Linked DNA regions of Homo sapiens: region 2 is linked to region 1. Evidence: read pairs that join two places in POLR2A ChIA-PET (ENCODE). Cell type or tissue: K562. All regions are shown on one strand. Links, peaks and the distances in the headings refer to the core of each region. The heading gives the core; the rest is flanking DNA.

Region 1 (4,383 bases), core at 78-4,077:
CTTTGGGAGGCCAAGGTGGGAGAATGGCTTGAGCCCAGGAGTTCAAGTCCAGCCTGGGCAACATAGCAAGACCCTATCTCTACTACAAAATAAATAATAAATAAACTAATTTTTTTTCTTTTAAAACCCAACTATTCAACATGGCAATGCAATATATTAAAAAAATTTTTTTTTTCTTTGAAACGGAGTCTCTCACTGTCACCCGGGCTGGAGTGCAGTGTCGCCATCTTGGCTCACTGCAACCTCCGCCTCCCAGGTCCAAGTGATTCTCCTGCTTCAGCCTCCCGAGTAGCTGGGATTACAGGCACCCACCACCATACCCAGCTAATATTTTTGTATTTTTAGTAGAGATGGGGTTTCACTATGTTGGGCAGGCTGGTCTGGAACTCCTGACCTCGTGATCTGCCCGAGGATCGGCGGCCTCCCAAAGTGCTGGGGATTGCAGGCATGAGCCACCGTGCCCAGCCAAAACTTTTTTATTTTTATTTTTTTGGGACACGGTCTCACTGTGTACCCCAGACTGGAGTGATAGAGTGCTGTCATGGCTCACTGCAGCCTCAACCTCCCTGGGCTCAGGTGATCTTCCTGCTTCAGTCTCCCAGGTAGCTGGGACTACAGGCATGAGCCACCACACCCAGCTAATTTTTGAATTTTTTTGTAGAGACAGGGTTTCACCTTGTGGCCCAGACTTGTCTCTAACTCCAGGGCTCAAGCGATCTGCCCACCTTGGCCTCCCAAAGTGCTGAGATTAATGCAATTTAAAAAATTTTTTGGCCAGGCCTGGTGGCTCATGCCTGTATTCACAACACCTTGGGAGGCAAAGGTGGGCAGATCACTTGAGGTCAGGAGTTCGAGACTAGCCTGGCCAACATGGTGAAACCCCCTGTCTACTAAAAAAATACAAAAATTACCTGGGCACAGTGGTGGGTGCCTGTAATCCCAGCTACTTGGGATGCTGAGGGTGGAGAATTGCTTGAACCTGGGAGGCAGAAGTTGCAGTAAGCCAAGATCATGCCACTGGACTCCAGCCTCAGTGACAGAGCAAAACTCTGTCTCCAAAAAAATTGTTTTTTTTTTTTTTTTTTCAAATCATCACACTACAGCCAAGGCCTGGCCACTTACTTTTGTAAATAAAGTTTTATTGGAGCCAGTGGACCAGTGAGGCCGAATCTTGCAGGTGTAAGATCACAGTCTATCCTTGAAAATTTTGATATTTTGTTCATTGGGTGGTTTTTCATTAATTTAAATTTTAAAAAATAACATATTAAAGGCTGGTGTGGAGGTGCACGCCTGCAGTCCTAGCTACTCCCAGAGGCTGAGGCGGGAGACTTGCTTGAGCCCAAGAGTTGAAGTCCAGCCTGGGCAACATAGCGAGACCCCCATCTCTAAAAATAAAAATAATGCATTAGAATATTATTGGATTCCTGGGCAGGGCACAGTGGCTCACACCTGTAATCCCAGCACTTTGGGAGGCTGAGGTGGGTGGATCACCTGAGGTCAGGAGTTTGAGACCAGCCTGGCCAACATGGTGAAACCCCGTCTCTACTAAAAATACAAAAATTAGCCAGGCGTGGTGGCAGGTGCCTGTAATCCCAGCTACTCGGGAGGCTGAAGCACGAGAATCGCTTGAATCCAGGAGGCGGAGGTTGCAGTGAGCTGAGATTGCGCCATTGCACTCCAGCCTGGAGGACAAGAGTGAAACTCCATTCCCCTCTGCAAAGAAAAGGAATATTATCAGATTCCTAAGCTTTTTGGCTCCCCCTTTAGTTTGGGGGCTGGGGTGGTGAGTGTCTGACCTGGCCTCACTGTCCTCCCTGGATGTGATGAGACCCAGGTGTGGGTCAGGATGTCATTCGTTTGTCCACCAGAGGGCGCCCAAACTGCTTTGAGCTGCTGGGAAATGGTGCTCCTAGACTTTTAGCAAACAAACAAAAAAAAATGGCACATCGGCAAATTTCAGACCATTCTTTTTTTTTTTTTTTTTGGTTCCAGAGTAGCTGAAATCTTTGTTCAGTTACAAGCAGGATAAAATGGAAACTGCCTGGGAGAGGCTGAGAAACCTTCTTGCTTGGGGGAGGTGGGGCACTGCTAGAATTAATCGCTTCACAGACCAGCCCATCCAGGACTCCTCAAATTTGGCAAAAAAGCCATTCATTCATTCATTCATTTATGTAGAGACGAGGGGGATCTGGCTATATTGCCTAGATTGGTCTCAAATTCCTGGCCTCAAGTGATCCTCCTGCCTTGGTCTACTAATGTGCTGCGATTACAGGCATGAGCCACCGTGCCTAGCTCTAGTGGACTTGAAATGTTGCCTTGCCCAGGGCCCTTATGTTGAATGGCCCAGGTCCACTTGTATGGTTCTGTACCAAGGTTAACCCCATCCCATAATGCCTGGGACAGTTGATGCAGGACAATCAGCTTCTGTGCCATTCAACCTCAGGACTGAGCATGCTGGGCATTGTGGGGTCCGAAGGTGGCTCCCCTGTCCCCTTCAAAATACCCTCTTTTTCTTTTCTTCTTTTTTTTTTTTTTTTTTTTTTGAGACGAAGTCTTGCTCTGTTGCCCCAGCTAGAGTGCAGTGGTGCGATCTCAGCTCCCCGCAACCTCTGCTTCCCGGGTTCAGGCGATTCTCCTGCCTCAGCCTCCTGAGTAGCTGGGATTACAGGTGCCCACCGCCACAGCTGGCTAATTTTTGTATTTTTAGTAGAGACAGGGTTTCACCGTGTTGGCCAGGCTGGTCTTGAACTCCTGACCTCAGGCAACCTGCCCACCTCAGCCTCCCAAAGTGCTGGGATTACAGGTTTGAGCCACTGGGCCTGGCCTTTTTTTTTTTTTTTTGAGAGGGAGTCTCACTCTGTTGCCCAGGCTGGAGTGCAATGGCGCGATCTTGACTCACTGCAACTCCATTTCCCGGGTTCAAGTGATTCTCCTCCCTCAGCCTCCCAAGTAGCTGGGATTACAGGTGCATGCCACCACGGCCAGCTAATTTTGTATTTTTAGTAGAGACAGGGTTTCACTATGTTGATCATGCTGGTCTCAAACTCCTGACCTTAGGTGATCTGCCCGCCTTAGCCTCCCAAAGTGTTGGGATTACAGGTGTGAGCCACCGCGCCCAGACCAAAATATGCTCATTTTAATAAAATGCACAAGTAGGTTGACAAGAATTTCACCTGCAACCTTGTCAACCACCTAGAATAAAAGCCTCTGCAGCCCTCCCCTAAAGACTCATCAATGTGAGGCTCAAGAACCTTCTTAGGCTGGGCTCGGTGGCTCATTTCTGTAATCCCTGCACTTTGGAAGGCTGAGGCAGGAGGATCTCTTGAGGCCAGGAGTTCAAGACAAGCCTGGGCAACATAGCCAGACCTCTGTTTCTATCCCCCACAAAAAGAACCTTCTTAAACCGGAATTGAGTCCTACAACCTCGATAACTCACAAATAAGCCCGTGTGGCCTCTCACAGACTTGGGAAGTTCTCCAAGTGTCCAGGGAGATGTGCCAGGCGCTTTCCTGCCGTGACCACCGTCCTCTGCCTGCTCCATTTCTTGGTGGCCTTCCTTTAGACCTGGGCCTCACTCTTGCTTCTCTCCTGCAGCTCTGGGCGACGTTGCTGGCAGAGGAAATGAGAAGAAGCCCAGTAGCGTGAGGGCTCTGTCCATTGTCCTCCCCATCGGTAAGCGCGGGCCGGTCCCCCAGCGTCCCCCAGGTCACAGCCTCCCGCTATGTGACCTCGTGCCTGGCTGGTTGGGCCTGTTCACTTTTTCTCCTGGACAGGGAACAGCCCCACTGGTGTCCTTTATCACCCCCACGGCCTCTCCTGGCTTGGGGCTGACAGTGACAAGATCAGACAGCTAAGGGGTCAGATGGAGGATGTGGAGCTGGGTCCCGTGCTGTGGAATAGCCTCACCGAGATTTGAGTGCCTTCTGGGGAACTGGTTCCCTTGCAGGGGGCTGTGTGGAGAGGCGCGCTCTCCCTGCCTCACCCATGCTCATCCTAACTCGGTTACCATCACATCTCTTTTTTCTTTTTTTCTTAAATTTTAAGAAAAAAGAAATTTAATTTTTTTGAGAGACAGAGTCTTGCTCTGTCACCCAGGCTGGAGTGCAGTGGCACCATCATGCCTCGCTGCAGCCTCAATGTCTGGGCTCAAGCGATCCTCCCACCTCAGCCTCCTGAGTAGCTGGTGCAAGCCACTATACCCCACTTCCTATTTCTTAAAAAGTCACAGCCCTGTGTGTGGCTAATCCTGGACAGAAATCTAGAAGAAGTCAGCTACTTCTGGGGCGTGGCTCACCCAGTGGGCTTCAGGTTAGATATTTCTTATACTTATGAGGCTGGGTGTGGTGGCTTATGCCTGTAATCCCAGCACTTTGGGAGGCTGAA
Region 2 (4,383 bases), core at 197-4,196, 250 kb before region 1:
CTGGGATTACAGGCCACTGCCCCAGGCTGATCCTCCACCATTCTTAAGGTGAGGTCTTGTCCTCAGGTTTCAGCATGACTGCTGGAGTCCCGCCATTACACCCTGGCTTCCAGACAGCAGGACAGAGGAAGGGACAAAGGAGAAAGGGTGCAAAGGTCACATCCAGGTGTTTGTTAAGAAAGGTTCCCGGTAGCTGATGCAAGGTGCTTCAGCTTTCATTTTGTTGGCTAGAATGTAGTCACATGATCACTGCCAGCTGCAAGGGATGCTGGGAAATGTAGTTTTCAATCTGAGCGGCCATGTGCTCAGCTGAATTTAGGGTTCCAGTTTCCATGGACAAAGAGAGAACATACAGGGAGTCACCTTGGCCACAGTGGGTAGGATCTGGACCTGGCCAGAATGTTGGGAAGGACGTTTCTGGGTTATGGAGAGGTGCTCCAGTGGGCCAGGGCTGGAGACAGCCACCTGGCTTGGAGCACAGGGTCCCCTGTGAGGAGTGGAGGGGCTAAAAGTGGAAACAGGGCTGGGTTGGAATCGAGGATTTTTTTGGTTTTTTTGGAGATGAATTCTCGCCCTGTCACCCAGGCTGGAGCACAGTGGCTCAATGTCATCTCACTGCAACCTCTAGCCTCCCAGGTTCAAGTCATTCTCCTGCATCAGACTCCCAAGTAGCTAGGATTATAAGTGCGTGCAACCACACCCAGATAATTTTTGTATTTTTAGTAGATACGGGGGTCTCACCCTTTTGGCCAGGCTGGTCTTGAACTCCTGACCTCAAGTGATCCATCTGCCTTGGCCTCCCAAAGTCCTAGGATTACCGGCATGAGTCACCGCACCCAGCCTCAGGTGAAATCTTAATGGAAGGTGTCCAGTGCTGTGAGCAGCTCCTGGTCACCAAGCACTGGCCCTCTGTGTAGGGGGTCTGGATGAGATGGGTGGGCAAGGCCTTTCAACAGAAGCTGGAGTGTGGTGTGAACTTGCTAATGACTTTGAGATGCCAAGCCTCACACACCTCAGACCAGGTTGGATTTAGCAGGTGGAGAGGCTCAGGAAGACCTCTGTGGCAGGTGTGTCTCCTTTCTGCGGAAACCTGCTGCTTCTAAGGTCTGCTGGAGAACCTGGGAGGTGGTGAGTTTGCAAAGACATCCAGGGAAGCAGCCACTTAAGCGAGGGCAGGATGGAGGGGCCCACCTGGGCCACACCTGGCTGCTTGAGGTGGCGAGTTGAGGCTGGGAGGGGTTTCCATCAGTTCCATCAGCTCAGAGCTAGGATTTTTTTTTCTTCTTTTTTTGAGACAGGGTCTTGCTGTGTCACCCAGGCTGGAGTGCAGTGACACGATCATAGCTCATTGCAGCCTTGAACACCCAGGCTCAAGGGATTCTCCCTCCCTCAGCCTCTCTACAGGCTGGGACCACAGGCGCACATCACCATGCCTGGCTAATTTTTTTTTTTTTTTTTTTTTGTAGAGACAGGGTCTCACTATGTTGCTCAGGCGGATGTGGAACTCCTGGGCTCAAGCGATTCTCCTACCTTGGCCCCCAAAGTGCTGGGATTACAGGTGTGAGTCATGGCAGCCACGGCTCCAGAGCTCGGGTTCTTAATCTGGTCTGTGGATGGCCCCTGGGGGCGGTCCCATGAGCCCCTCACAATTGGACACAGTTTTGCAAAGGGGTAAAAGGACAAGAATCGGTAGCTGTGACTGTGGATGAGCCTCTGAGCTTCACTTTCCCTCCCTGAAAGGGGGTGACAGTGGCACCTCCCTGGAGGTTTTCGTGGAGGGGAGGAAACACATGTAAAATACTTCACCCCAGTTGGGCACAGAGGCTCATGCCTGTAATCCCAGGTTTTGGGAGGCCGAGGCAGCAGGGCGGTTTGAGTCCAGGAATTTACAACCAGCCCGGGAAACACAGTGAAACTGTATCTCTTAAAAAATAATTTAAAAAAATTAGCCGGCATGGTGGCACATGCCTCTAGTCCCAGCTATTCCAGAGGCTGAGGCGGGAGGATTGCTTGAGCCCAGAAGCTTGAGGCTACATTGAGCCATAATCGTACCACTGCACTCCATCCCGGGAAACAGGGCAAGACCTTGTCTCTAAAAAAAAATGCTTCTTGCTTGATGACTTGTGATATATGAAAAGGAAGAAAGAAAAGAAAAGCTTTGCCCTGTGTGCCTGGCCCGAAGTAAGTGCTCCATAAATTGGCCGTGGTGTAGCTGTGGATTCTCTGCACATTTTTCTGTGCAGAACCTCCCCTGATTTCGGTCAGCTTCTCAGAAGGATCTGTGACTGAAAAAGGGTACCAGTTCCTGGAGGACAGCACCTGATTGGGGAGTGGAGTCTGCCCTGGCTGGTAAGGGATTGGGGGCTCTCTGCGCAGGGCCAGGACATCTCTCCAGGGACAGGCGAGAAGCTTTGAAAGGGCAGGAAGGAGAGGGCAGCAAGGTCAGATGCCGTGAGAGGTCAGAGTGAGAGCCAAGGGGCGGTCACTGGATTTCTGAGCAGGAGGTCACAGGTGACCTCAGAGAGCAGTCCCCTGGAGGGCTGGGGTGGGGGAGGGGCCAGCCAGATGGCAGGTCTTGGGGGAGGTGACAGTGGAGCTGCAGAGAGAGCAGGGGGGACGGTGACCTTTCCCAGCCCACTGAGACCCACTCTTTCATTCATTCAGCCAGAAACAGGCAGCGAAAGTGGACTCGCCGTCTCCATAGTGCGGTAGCTCCCATCCAGCCAGCTTGAAATGGTCAGCAGAAATTCACCAAGCGTCTGCTGTGCACCAGTTACTGTTTTAGGAGCCCAGGGATGTGGTGACACCCGAGATAAACACAAGGTCCCACATTTGCAGGCCTGGGGACATTGTCTGAGGAGCGCTAAATCAGCAATCACTTAAAACAAGCTGAGGGGCTCCAGGATGCTGGGGGAGGGGCTCTGCTTAGAGGGAGGCTGAGGGCAGAGTCGTGCTTGTGGTAAGAGCTCTAGCAGGGGCCAGCTGGCAAGTCCTGATCCACTCCTTAGCATCCCGGTGACCACTTTGTGCCTCAGTTTCCTTGGCTGTCAGTTGTGGATCTTGACATCGTCTACCCTAGAGGGTTGTTGTGAGTGGCGAGCTGATAGAAGTAAAGTGCTTAAAATAGCGTCTGGCACTGCAGGAGGGAAGACCTCCTCTGGGAATGAACTTGTGGGCCTGGCATGGCCAAGGGCATGCAGTGGGGGGGATGGGGAGGCAAGGGACGCCTGTGATGGAGGCTGGGCTCCAGCCATGCTGTGGCCCGCTGTGCTTTCCTGGCGGGGCGATCATGGGCAAATGCCTCAGTGTCCCCGAATCTCAGCTTCCTTATTGGTGGGAGGATTCGGTGAGTGGCTTCCCTGGTGGAAAGTGGCCTTGGCCAGAGTAGACATCTGTGGCTGGACTGTATACAGAGCCCTGCCCAAGTCGGACACAGCCCCCCAATCTCCAGTGCACTCTGTCTTTTTTTTTTTTTTTTTTTTTTTTTGAGACAGGGTCTCACTCTGTCGCCCAGGCTGGAATACAGTGGAGCGATTTCTGCTCATTGCAACCTCCGCCTCCCAGGTTCAAGTGATTCTTGTGCCTCAGCCTCCTGAGTCTCTGGGACTATAGGCATGTGACACCATGCCCGGCTAATTTTTGTGTTTTTAGTAGAGACGGGGTTTCACCATGTTAGCCAGGCTGGCCTCGAACTCCTAACCTCAAGTGGATCTGCCCGCCTTGGTCTCCCAAAGTGCTGGGATTGCAGACATGAGCCACCGTGCCCGACCTCAGTCTTGGGGAGCAGAGAGAAGGCAGACAGAGAACCCCATCTCCTCTGCTGGGGAAGTGGTCTAGGGAGCACCTTGAAGAGAATGGCAGCTAAGGAGAGGTAGGGGAGAGGCTGGCCTGGCCAGAGAGAGGTGAGCTGCAAAGGAGGGGGACCCAGGGGCCTGCAGGGTGTCTGTGGTCAGCCCTGCTACTCTCTGCCTTTCCTGGCTGGAATGCTATCCCTGGCCTCCCAGCACTCTCTGGGTTAGAGGCTGCAGGCGGTCCTGATTAGCACACATGGGAGCCTCACCTTGGGACCTTGTCCAGGGAACCGTGGTTCTCCCTCCAGTTTCCTCCCATTAAATGGAGGGGGCTTTCGAGGATTGGCCCACACCCAACATAGGTGAATCCTTGGTCTCCTGAGCCTGCTATGTGGCCTGGAAGAGAAGATGTATCCCAAGTTGTCCAGGTGTGGGGGTAGGTAGGACACAGAGTAGCCCTGGGAATCCTGCCCAAGACCCCCTCGTCCCCAGTGATTGAGGAGGAGTCCCTTTCCCCGGTGTAGTTTATCTGTCCCAGGGGCCTTCTCCGGCACCCTCTGGATCTGCTTCCTGATCTCACTCTGGGGAACTG

What was found. ChIA-PET counts read pairs that join two places held together with the same protein. Peaks named below come from ENCODE experiments on the same cell type or tissue, not always from the same donor. Only the 100,000 strongest peaks of a DNase experiment are listed, where the experiment ranks them.
Region 2: POLR2A ChIA-PET joins it to region 1 with 6 read pairs; 3 of 35 experiments call an interaction of 5 or more read pairs at or near these places.

What each region holds. Positions count from the first base shown.
Region 1 is chr19:11,124,414-11,128,796 of GRCh38, forward strand. LDLR (low density lipoprotein receptor) reads left to right here. Exons shown (of 18, transcript NM_000527.5): 16 at 3,595-3,672. Among named protein-coding and RNA genes, the nearest start is that of MIR6886, 13 kb to the left of the region's middle. In K562, for the core only: a CTCF peak has its summit at 1,869 (motif pointing right); a DNase peak (open chromatin) is centred at 1,838.
Region 2 is chr19:10,879,073-10,883,455 of GRCh38, forward strand. All of the region lies in intron 1 of CARM1 (coactivator associated arginine methyltransferase 1), which reads left to right. Among named protein-coding and RNA genes, the nearest start is that of CARM1, 9.7 kb to the left of the region's middle. RefSeq lists enhancers at 1-758, 1,600-2,442, 2,443-3,284, 3,285-4,126, 4,127-4,383. In K562, for the core only: no CTCF peak of the experiment used is centred there; DNase peaks (open chromatin) are centred at 239, 2,509 and 2,854; H3K4me3 peaks cover 256 bases.